Regions from separate parts of the Homo sapiens genome. Here region 2 is linked to region 1. The links are chromatin contacts, found by Hi-C or POLR2A ChIA-PET in ENCODE. All regions are on one chromosome and are shown on one strand. The core of a region is the stretch at or near the end of the contact, and the rest is flanking DNA. Distances in the headings are between cores, read along the strand shown. Region 1 overlaps SWT1 (SWT1 RNA endoribonuclease homolog). Region 2 overlaps CBSLR (CBS mRNA stabilizing lncRNA).

Region 1 (4,611 bases), core at 306-2,805:
CTAGCAAATTAATTGAACCTGAAGAGGGAGTCATGGGAACCCCCAATTTATAGGTAGTTGGTCGACCTGGAGGTTGTGGGGTTTCCTACTATACTCTCATATACTCCACTCAACAATTCTGACCCCAGATGTGTGTGGGGTTTTCTCCACACAGCACGCAATTCTCCAGTGAACACCGACTCGGTGTACTATAATTCAATTCAATTCTGACACTATCTGGAGTCAGAGTCAACTCCCACAGGTTGCGGGCTCATCAAACAAGACTGCCCCCCACTTCAGACAACAACTACAAGTAACAGTTTGTCACCTCTACTTCTGACCAACTGGCTTATAAATCAGGAGGGTTCCCACAACAACTCCCTCCTCAGGTGTAGTCTGCTAGGACAGCTCACAGAACTCAGGGAAATATTTATGTTTTACTCATTTTTTATAAAATACTTGATATTACCAAGCATATGTTGGAAGGGGCTGGAGCTTCCATGCCTTCTCTGTGTGTGCCGCCCCCCAAGAAGCTACATGGGTCCAGCAACCTGGAAGCTCTCTGAACCTGGTAGTTCAGGGATTTTTTTTTTTTAACCAAACCATTTAATTGTGTCTTCGAAGGTAAACAAAATATAAAGCTGGATCCCAAGCCCTAAGAATGCCAGAACTACACGTAGATCCAAAATGTGGTGTGGTTTTTCTCAACAGAGTTCAAAAGGGTCAGAACTCAAAAGTGTTAAAAGGCAGAGAATGGGTGGAATTCATGCACTCTGTTCAGCAATTTTGTAAATTACCAGAAATAGACCCCAAGAGTCTTTTACGGTGGGGAAAAACTCAACTCCTGGTTTTACAGGTAAAGAATGAGTACCAAAAATGTTATGTTGACTTCTCTTAATTTTTCTCACACAATCTGAAGCCAGAGCTGACTATTACATCCTCAACTCACAGCAATTGAAACTGCAGTATTAGGTACAAGATCAGTCCCTCTATCCATTTGCTTCCATGTAATGCCACAGCAAGGGTGGCCAGAAGCAGAGGGTTGTCAATAGAACAGCTTTTCAAAAAGCACTAAAAGCAAGCAAGAACCTTCTAGCAGCACACTGATTTAGTTTATTAGGTTAATTTACAAATTTTAAAAGCTACATGTTTTACTTTTTCTCCTTTTTCTCTTCTTTCATCACTGTTTATGTTTTCTTTGTCTTTCTCTCTGTCTCCTTTTCTATCCTTTTTGTTCTCTTCTTTTCCTGTCCGTCTTTCTTCTCTGCACCCTGGTTAGCAATCTTGTTGTTGATGAGGCTGTGCAGGGCAACCAAAAACAGATCAGCAAGGCCAAGTATATCACCTCCATTTGGTGGTCGGTCTTCAGGTGAAAGGCCTTGACAAACTCATCAGGGCTGACATCTGGCAGCAGGTTGAAGACATCCTACAGCAGGCAGATGATCTGATGGTTTATGGGTAGCTTGCCTGTCGCTACTTTTACCCTTCAAGCCATGCATAGACCTGGTTAATAATCTGCTAGGAAAGAGTACCCACGGTAGTGTCTTTGATGTCTCATAACAAGTGTTTGACTCTGACTTCCTCAGCTTCCTCTGCTCCAGTTTCACAGTCACATGCTCAAATGTTTTTGTGGTTGTAGTTCTATCAACATGAACTTCTTCCACTGTATATGTTTCTGTAACTTCTTCCACAATATATGCTTCTGTGGGCAGGCTCAGGTCCTTGGGTTTCACATCAATAATGACCAAAACAAGAGTTAGGGCAGCATCATTTCATTACTTCATTGATGGCAATGGCATTCTTGTAAAGTTTATGGCCTGTGTGGTGCCACCCAAATATTCTTTCTCTGGCATTTATTTACCTTCTTAAACAATCCATAAATGTTTTCCAAATAATCTTGGTCTAAAAATCAGATCATCTTTGTCATCTTCATAAAAAAGGACTTAGTCATCATCATAAAAAGGGACTGAAAACTCTTGGACATATCAAGTATTTTCTTTTGCCATGACCCCAATAGCACACCAACATGCTTCTGGTTTCCAACCTCACCAAATTAGCTGAAGTGATCCACCACACTGAGAAGCAACAGGGGGTAGACCACCACCTTCTGCACCGCCAGCTCTGGCATCACAACACACCCCAACCCTCAAGTCCTGGCTCCCTGCCACTCGCCAACACCAACAGTGGCAAGAACTCTCTCAGCTCCTCCAGGCCCAGCTTCTCCTATTCCAGTTTGGCAGCTACTGCCAGTTCAGGGATTTTTATGGAGGAGGCTTCATCCTGTAGGCATGATGGATTATTAACTCAACCTGGAGCCCCTCTCCCCTTCTGAGAGGATAGGGGGTAGAGCTGAATGTGTTAAGCTTCTAATCATGGCTGGGTCCTTCTGGTGACCAGCCCCCATCCAGGAGCCCACCAAGAGTTGCCTCATTAGAGCAAACGATGCTCCTATCACCTAGGAAATTCCAAGAGATTTAGGAGCTCTGTGTCAGGAAACCAGGTTAAAGACCAAAGATTAGAACAAAAGATTATCCCAGAAGTCCTATCTAGGGTTTTAGGAGCTCTGTCTCAGGAACCAGAGTCAGCGACTGTCATTAGTCCGTTTTCATACTGCTATAAAGAACTGCCCAAAACTGGGTAATTTATAAAGGAAAGAGGTTTAGCTGACTCACAGTTAAGCATGGCTGGGGAGGCCTCAGGAAACTTACAATCATGGAGGAAGGGGAAGCAAGGCACCTTCTTTGCAAGGCAGCAGGAATGAGAAGTGCTGAGTGAAGTGGGAAGAGCATCTTATAAAACCATCAGATTTCAATGAGAACTCTCTACCATGAGAACAGCATGGGGGAAACTGCTCTCATGATTCAATTACCTTCACCTGGTCTCTCCCTCCAAACGTAGGGATTATAGGGATTACAATTCAAGATGAGATTTGGGTGGGGACACAAAACCTAACCATATCAGGGCACAGATACACTTCTCATTATTTCACATCTCCTTATTGCAATAAATATGGTGTGGCACATCAACAGTTTCCTTGTTTACAACTAATGCTTTAAAAAAAACAAAAACAAAGATTATCAAATTCAGACAATTTAAATAATTGTCTTAAACATTAACTGTCCTTCATATTCCCAAAGGGAGTCATCTATATGCAAGTTAAATCATTCTTCTGTTTTCACCTCTGAGTCACAGGGAAATGGTGTCACCTTTCATCTTCCACAATTGGCCCCATATCTAGTATGAACCAGTGAAACCAAAAAACCCTCTCTCTTTTGGCAGCTTATTTGAAAATTTTAAGTTGTGGAGCACACCAGAGACAAATATGGAAGATACTGTGTACTCTAAATATTGGCAAATAATTTCACAAAAAACCCAAAAGATCTAAATAGTATTAACTGAAAGCTTGCTGAGCAGCAATTACCATTTTTCAATGCCTGCAACATATTAAATATATTTGATTTCTCTTTAAAATCATCCTTCTGGGTATAAAAGAGGGTTTACTCATTAACTTCATAGTTTAAATCCCTGACATAATAAATGGAAAGAAAACAAAGAAAAAAAATAGTACAACTACTTTAACTATGAACATTTGACCTGACTCCTGAACTTCCCCCAATAAAAACTCTGCCAACTAATCTAAAAGTAAGCTAAAATCAAAACAATTCTAGACGTCTACTAGGATCATGCTTCAAGAAATTGTGGCCTCCATGTATCTACAATAAGCTTTTTACACTAAAAAATACGGCTAAGGTTGGAAGATGTTATATTTTTGACACATCTCACACAATATTTTAAATGTGGATTATCTGTAAAAATCTATATGAGTAAAACCGATTCATTGATAATCTGAAGATTAGGGCAAGAAAACATTTTCTCCCCCAACTGTAACAGATTTGTGTATGCCAACTGGCTTCAGATTTTCTTGAAAAACTTATTTTAATCTAATGAGTTGGTGAACTTTCATAGTTGTGTTGAAACATTTGTGTATGACTATCAATCCTACATCTGATATCCTCAAACAAATTTATCAGTCTGGAGCTTTAACAGTAGAAGCATTTTGCTAGTTAACTTTGTTGCTAGGCCTGTTCATAATATTTTGTAGCCACACAGGTACACAGGTAAGTTATATATAGCAAATGAACTGTGGTTTAGTGATACTTTTATTAAGTTCCTACCTTTTTAAAAATGTGTCCCAAATGAGGTTAAGTGTTATGCTCCTAATCCCATTTTTCCCATAAACCTTGTGGTTTTTATTGCATGACTATACAATGCAGTGGCGACATTTACGAATGCACATGTCGTGTTACAACAGAACTCACTGAAAACCAATTACTGCCCCATGTGTCAACATGGATCAATCCTGATGTTAAGCTAAAATGGAATATGTAGTGGTGGAGGGTATTGGAAGGCAACAGTGAAGGAATTAAACAGTTTTAGCTCCTCATGAATTTGCCTGGGCCTAGAATTAGAGGGACATCTTAGACTGTCCAGGCTGCCATAATTAAATATCTTAGATTGGGGAGCTTACAAACAAGATAAATTTCTCACAGTTCTGGAGGCTGGGAAGTTCAAGATCAAAGCACCAGCAGATTTGGTGTCTGGTGAGGGTCCTCTTCCTCACAGATGGTGCCT
Region 2 (4,117 bases), core at 1,017-3,516, 58 kb before region 1:
TCCTATGTGAGTTATATTTCAATTTTTAAAAAGTGGTTAAAAAATAAATATAGGCATGGCAGTATGTGTCTGTAGTCCCACCTTCTCAGGAGGCTGAGGCAGGAGGATCAATTGAGCCTAGGAATTTGAACCTATAGAGCACTATGATCACACCGTGAATAGCCACTGCACTTTAGCCCGCACAACACAGACTCTACCTTTAAAAGTAAAATAAAATAACAGTTAAAAGTTTTAAAAAGTGGGAAGCTAAAATGTAATTAGATACTATCCTTTTTTATGCAAGTGGATAGAGGCAGTAAAATTAATACTTTTTAATTAACAAAAAAACCTAGAAATTTTCAAGTTAACCTAAGATACTACCCAAAACCAAACAATATAATTAACGTTTTTTTAAAGACAAAAGAATGAATGTCTTAATTTCAAAGTAAAAACTGATTTCTGACTGCCCAGGAAAAACAAATAAAATGACTGACATCAAGTAAGAGAACAGAAAAGCAAGACGGGGGGAGAGTCTCTAAAATGAAAAGTTTTTCTGGATTCTTGGCCAGCTATTTTTAAAGGGAAATGATTTTCAAAATCCTTAGGAGTAATTTTAAGACAATTTTTAAAATAAAGGCTATGAAAGAACTGCTGGCTCTTTTGTTCCATTACTTAGTAAATTTAAAAAACTAGAAAATTGTTTTATGAATTACCAAGTGCTATCGTTTGAATGTTTGACCCTCGAAACCTCATACTGAAATTGATCCCCCCCGTCAGAGTGGGGCCTAATGGGAGGTATTTGGATCATGGAGATGTATCCCTCACAAATGGCTTGGTGTCATCCTCACAGTAGTGAGTTATTCTATCAGTTACTACAAGAATTCCAGCAAGAGTTCCCCTGAGAGCTAATTGTTAGAAAAGGACCCGACACCTTCTCCCTCTTTCTTGCTTCCTCCTCACCATGTTATCTCTACATGGTGGCTCCCCTTCACCTTGCACCATGAGTGGAAGTTTCTTGAGGCCCTAATCAGAAGCAAATGTTGCCGCCATGCTTCTTGTATTGTCTGCAGCACCGTGAGCCACATAAACCTCTTTATACGTTACCCTGCCTTAGGTATTGCTTTACAGCAACACAAAGATACCAAGTCTGTGTTTTATAAATTACCACATCAAAATAATATGCAGATCTAAGTAAATGAAATTGCCTCCAAGGTTATCTAAAGCCCTACAAGAGTGTTAAAGAAAAAAAAATTCATGACACTTATTAAAGATGGTAAGGAAGACTATTCAAGCGGGGCAGGATGGCGGGCGCTATTACAATGAGGTTTTTGTTATCAGGGGAACGAGATCAGGTTCAACTCCAAGTACAACAAGAAAAAGGGGGAATTTATAGACAGGGAGCACAGTGCAGGAGTAGGTGGATGGAAAATTGCCAAGAGAAAGCATCAAGGGTAAGGGGATTCTCTAGTTAAACAAACATAATGGGATTCTTGCTGAAGGCAGGTCAGGGTGATCTGATGTTACGTAGTGGATGGTGGAGGATGAGAATGTTGATCAGATTTTGAGGATGATCAGATATTAAGGTGGGAGATTCTGGCTAAACTGATTCAGCAGGATTCTTGCTAAAATTGGACACTTGGGGGACTTGCCCAAGGTCACAGAAGCCTGACTAAGTTTTCGTCAAGGGGAGACTCAGTAGCACAGATACAGCCCTAAAAAGGCACTATTACAGATATGGCTGTAAAAAGGCACTGTTTCTCTCATTAAGTTGGAAACCACAAGCAGGAAATGGTCTACAAACGCTGAGGTTTCCTTTCAGATCCTCCTTTCAATCCACGAGCTCAGCTGACCATGTCTTATGCAACTAAGAAAGTTTTTGTGGCAGGAACAAAAGTTAATTTAGGGATTAGGAGTATCCCAGTCTGGCTCCTGAGTCTTCTGCTACCTGAGTTATCTGTAACAAGGTCTTCAGGAAGACAAACTTATAAAGGTAAGCCACTTGGTACATTGTAAATATTCAACAAACATGAAGGCCTAATCTAAGAGCTGCAATCAGATCTGCGTGGGCACATCCCAGACTCAACTGGAGTAAGTGGAGGGGTCTAAAGAAGTGGTCTTCAAACTGGGGTACTCATAACTCTGGGGATATAAAGACCTTCCAAGGGTTCACAGGCATGGATAGCTTAAACAGAAGCAATGTTCAAATCCCCAGCTCCCACGTGTCCTCTCATAACACTGCTCTACAGAAGAGAAGTCTGCAGCGGCCTGTGGTTCCCTTTCCCACATCCTCTCTCGCAACCAAAGGCCCTGCAACCATTTTGTAAAAGAAAGGGAAGGCAAAGCCCCACTGGGACCTAAGCTTCCTGTGTGCTTGCTCCAGGGGTAAACACCTCTGGGCCACCAAGCAGAGGGACCAGGGAATGGAGATTTCGGGAGAGGTAGGGCAAGGTGAAGAAAGCCAAAGCAAGGCTCCATGCCTTTACCCTGATTTTCTCTCCCACCCTCCCCAACATTGTGTCTCTTACATTCAGAAGTGAGGTTGCACAGACATGCATGTAATCACATTTATTTTCAGTAAAAATAAATAAATAAAGTCAACTTTTTCCTGACAGAAACAGCCAGTGTAATTTGATGCAGATAATTTGCTCTATGAACAATTTCTGACCTGAGACAAATCTGAAACTCTGTGATTTTAAGGAAAAGGTATTTAAAGCACGAAGATAATACTGTTAAATAAAAATCACAAGAGGCCATTGTTTTGGACTAAGTTTCTGCACCAGGCCTCAACAGACCAGATAAAAAATCAGAATGGGATCACTCATACTAAAGTTCACTTCTACCAAACTCAAACTAAGTATTTATTTGACCTTCTGAGAAATCAGGAGAAAGAGGTAACAGCTGATTTTCCAAACAAGCCAGTTTAAATCTTCAATCAGTACGAAAAACTTCTACTTAAATCCTTACACATATAAACAGTTAAAAGTTTTAAAAAGTGGTAAGTTAAAATATAATTAGATACTATCCTTTTTTACGCAAGTAGATACAGAGGTAGTAAAACTAAAAATTTTTAATTAACAAAAAACCTAGAAATTGTCAACTTACCCAAAGATAGTACCCAAAACCGAACAATATAATTAACAATTTTTAAAGCCAAAAATGAGTGTCTTAGTTCCAAAGTAAAAACTGATTTCTGACTGCCCAGGAAAAACAAAATGACTGACATCAGGTAAGAGAACAGAAAAGCAAGAGAGAGGAAGATTCTCTAAAATGAAAAGGTTTTCTGGATTCTTGGCCAGCTACTTTTAAAAGGAAATGTTTTTCAAAATACTTAGGAGTAGTTTCAAGACAATTTATCTTTTTTTCTTTTTTTAAATAAAGGCTATGTAAGAACTGTTGGATCTTTTGTTTCATTACTTAGTAAATTTGAAAAAACACACACACACACAAAAGAAGTAGCCTGATGTTAACTAATCAGTTCTCTGTCTCTTTTTTTCTTTTTTCTTTTTTCTTTTTTTTTTAACAGGGGTTCTTGCTCTGTCACGCAGGCTGGAGTGCAGTGGCATGATCGTAGCTTGCTGTAGCCTAGAACTCTTGGCTTCAAGTGATCCTCCCACCTCAACCTCCTGGGTAGCTGGGATTATAGATGGGAGCCACATTTTTTTCTATTATTCTGCTTCCCTGTCCTGCCTTACAGAAAAGTAGCTGTGGAATGACTAATATCCTCTTTGCTCTCTTCGTTTCTGCTTTCTTCAGCCGTCCTCTGCCTACAAAGCTAACTCCTTCTGCTCAGCTCATCAGAACACTTATTATATTTTATGGAATGAAGTGTTGCCCAATTCTAGAACTACAATACAGCCAACTGAGCTATTTAAACTGTTTGTTGTAATTTTGTCTGTTGACAACATAAAATAGATCCTTTACACAATATGTTCATGTTGACTTGAAAATCTGCAAAGAGATACTAAGTTTTACAAGTCTTTTAAAGCTTTTGAGAGCAAAAACTTTGAAGACTATTGGTCTAAGGAACTTAACTGAAAGGTCTACACCAGCTTATACACACGATTTAATGACAAGCACAGGTCTTCTTAAGGAAAAGGTGATTTTGAATGGAGTTAGATTGTTCCCAGCCCAATCTTCA

Evidence for each region. Hi-C counts contacts between places; a loop is a spot of excess contacts on that map. ChIA-PET counts read pairs that join two places held with the same protein, here RNA polymerase II (POLR2A). Pooled maps may share reads with other maps.
Region 2: a map with no recorded cell type shows a loop between it and region 1 (7-fold over the local background). The contact joins two enhancer-like sites. A Hi-C loop is called at or near these places in 3 of 37 single-sample maps with no recorded cell type and 7 of 50 pooled maps. POLR2A ChIA-PET finds 5 or more read pairs at or near these places in 7 of 52 experiments (CD4-positive, alpha-beta T cell, CD4-positive, alpha-beta memory T cell, CD8-positive, alpha-beta T cell and 4 more).

What each region holds. Positions count from the first base shown.
Region 1 is chr1:185,278,340-185,282,950 of GRCh38, reverse strand. All of the region lies in intron 18 of SWT1 (SWT1 RNA endoribonuclease homolog), which reads right to left. All of the region lies in intron 1 of LOC105371651 (a long non-coding RNA gene), which reads left to right. It also overlaps the pseudogene PSMD7P4. Among named protein-coding and RNA genes, the nearest start is that of IVNS1ABP, 37 kb to the left of the region's middle. Within about 2 kb of position 1,555, at least 2 of the 41 ENCODE cell types and tissues checked have a DNase peak (open chromatin) inside an H3K27ac peak, as active enhancers do; they include CD4-positive, alpha-beta T cell and CD8-positive, alpha-beta T cell, where a contact is called at or near this core.
Region 2 is chr1:185,337,045-185,341,161 of GRCh38, reverse strand. All of the region lies in intron 1 of CBSLR (CBS mRNA stabilizing lncRNA), which reads right to left. Among named protein-coding and RNA genes, the nearest start is that of CBSLR, 22 kb to the right of the region's middle. Within about 2 kb of position 2,266, at least 12 of the 41 ENCODE cell types and tissues checked have a DNase peak (open chromatin) inside an H3K27ac peak, as active enhancers do; they include CD4-positive, alpha-beta T cell and CD8-positive, alpha-beta T cell, where a contact is called at or near this core.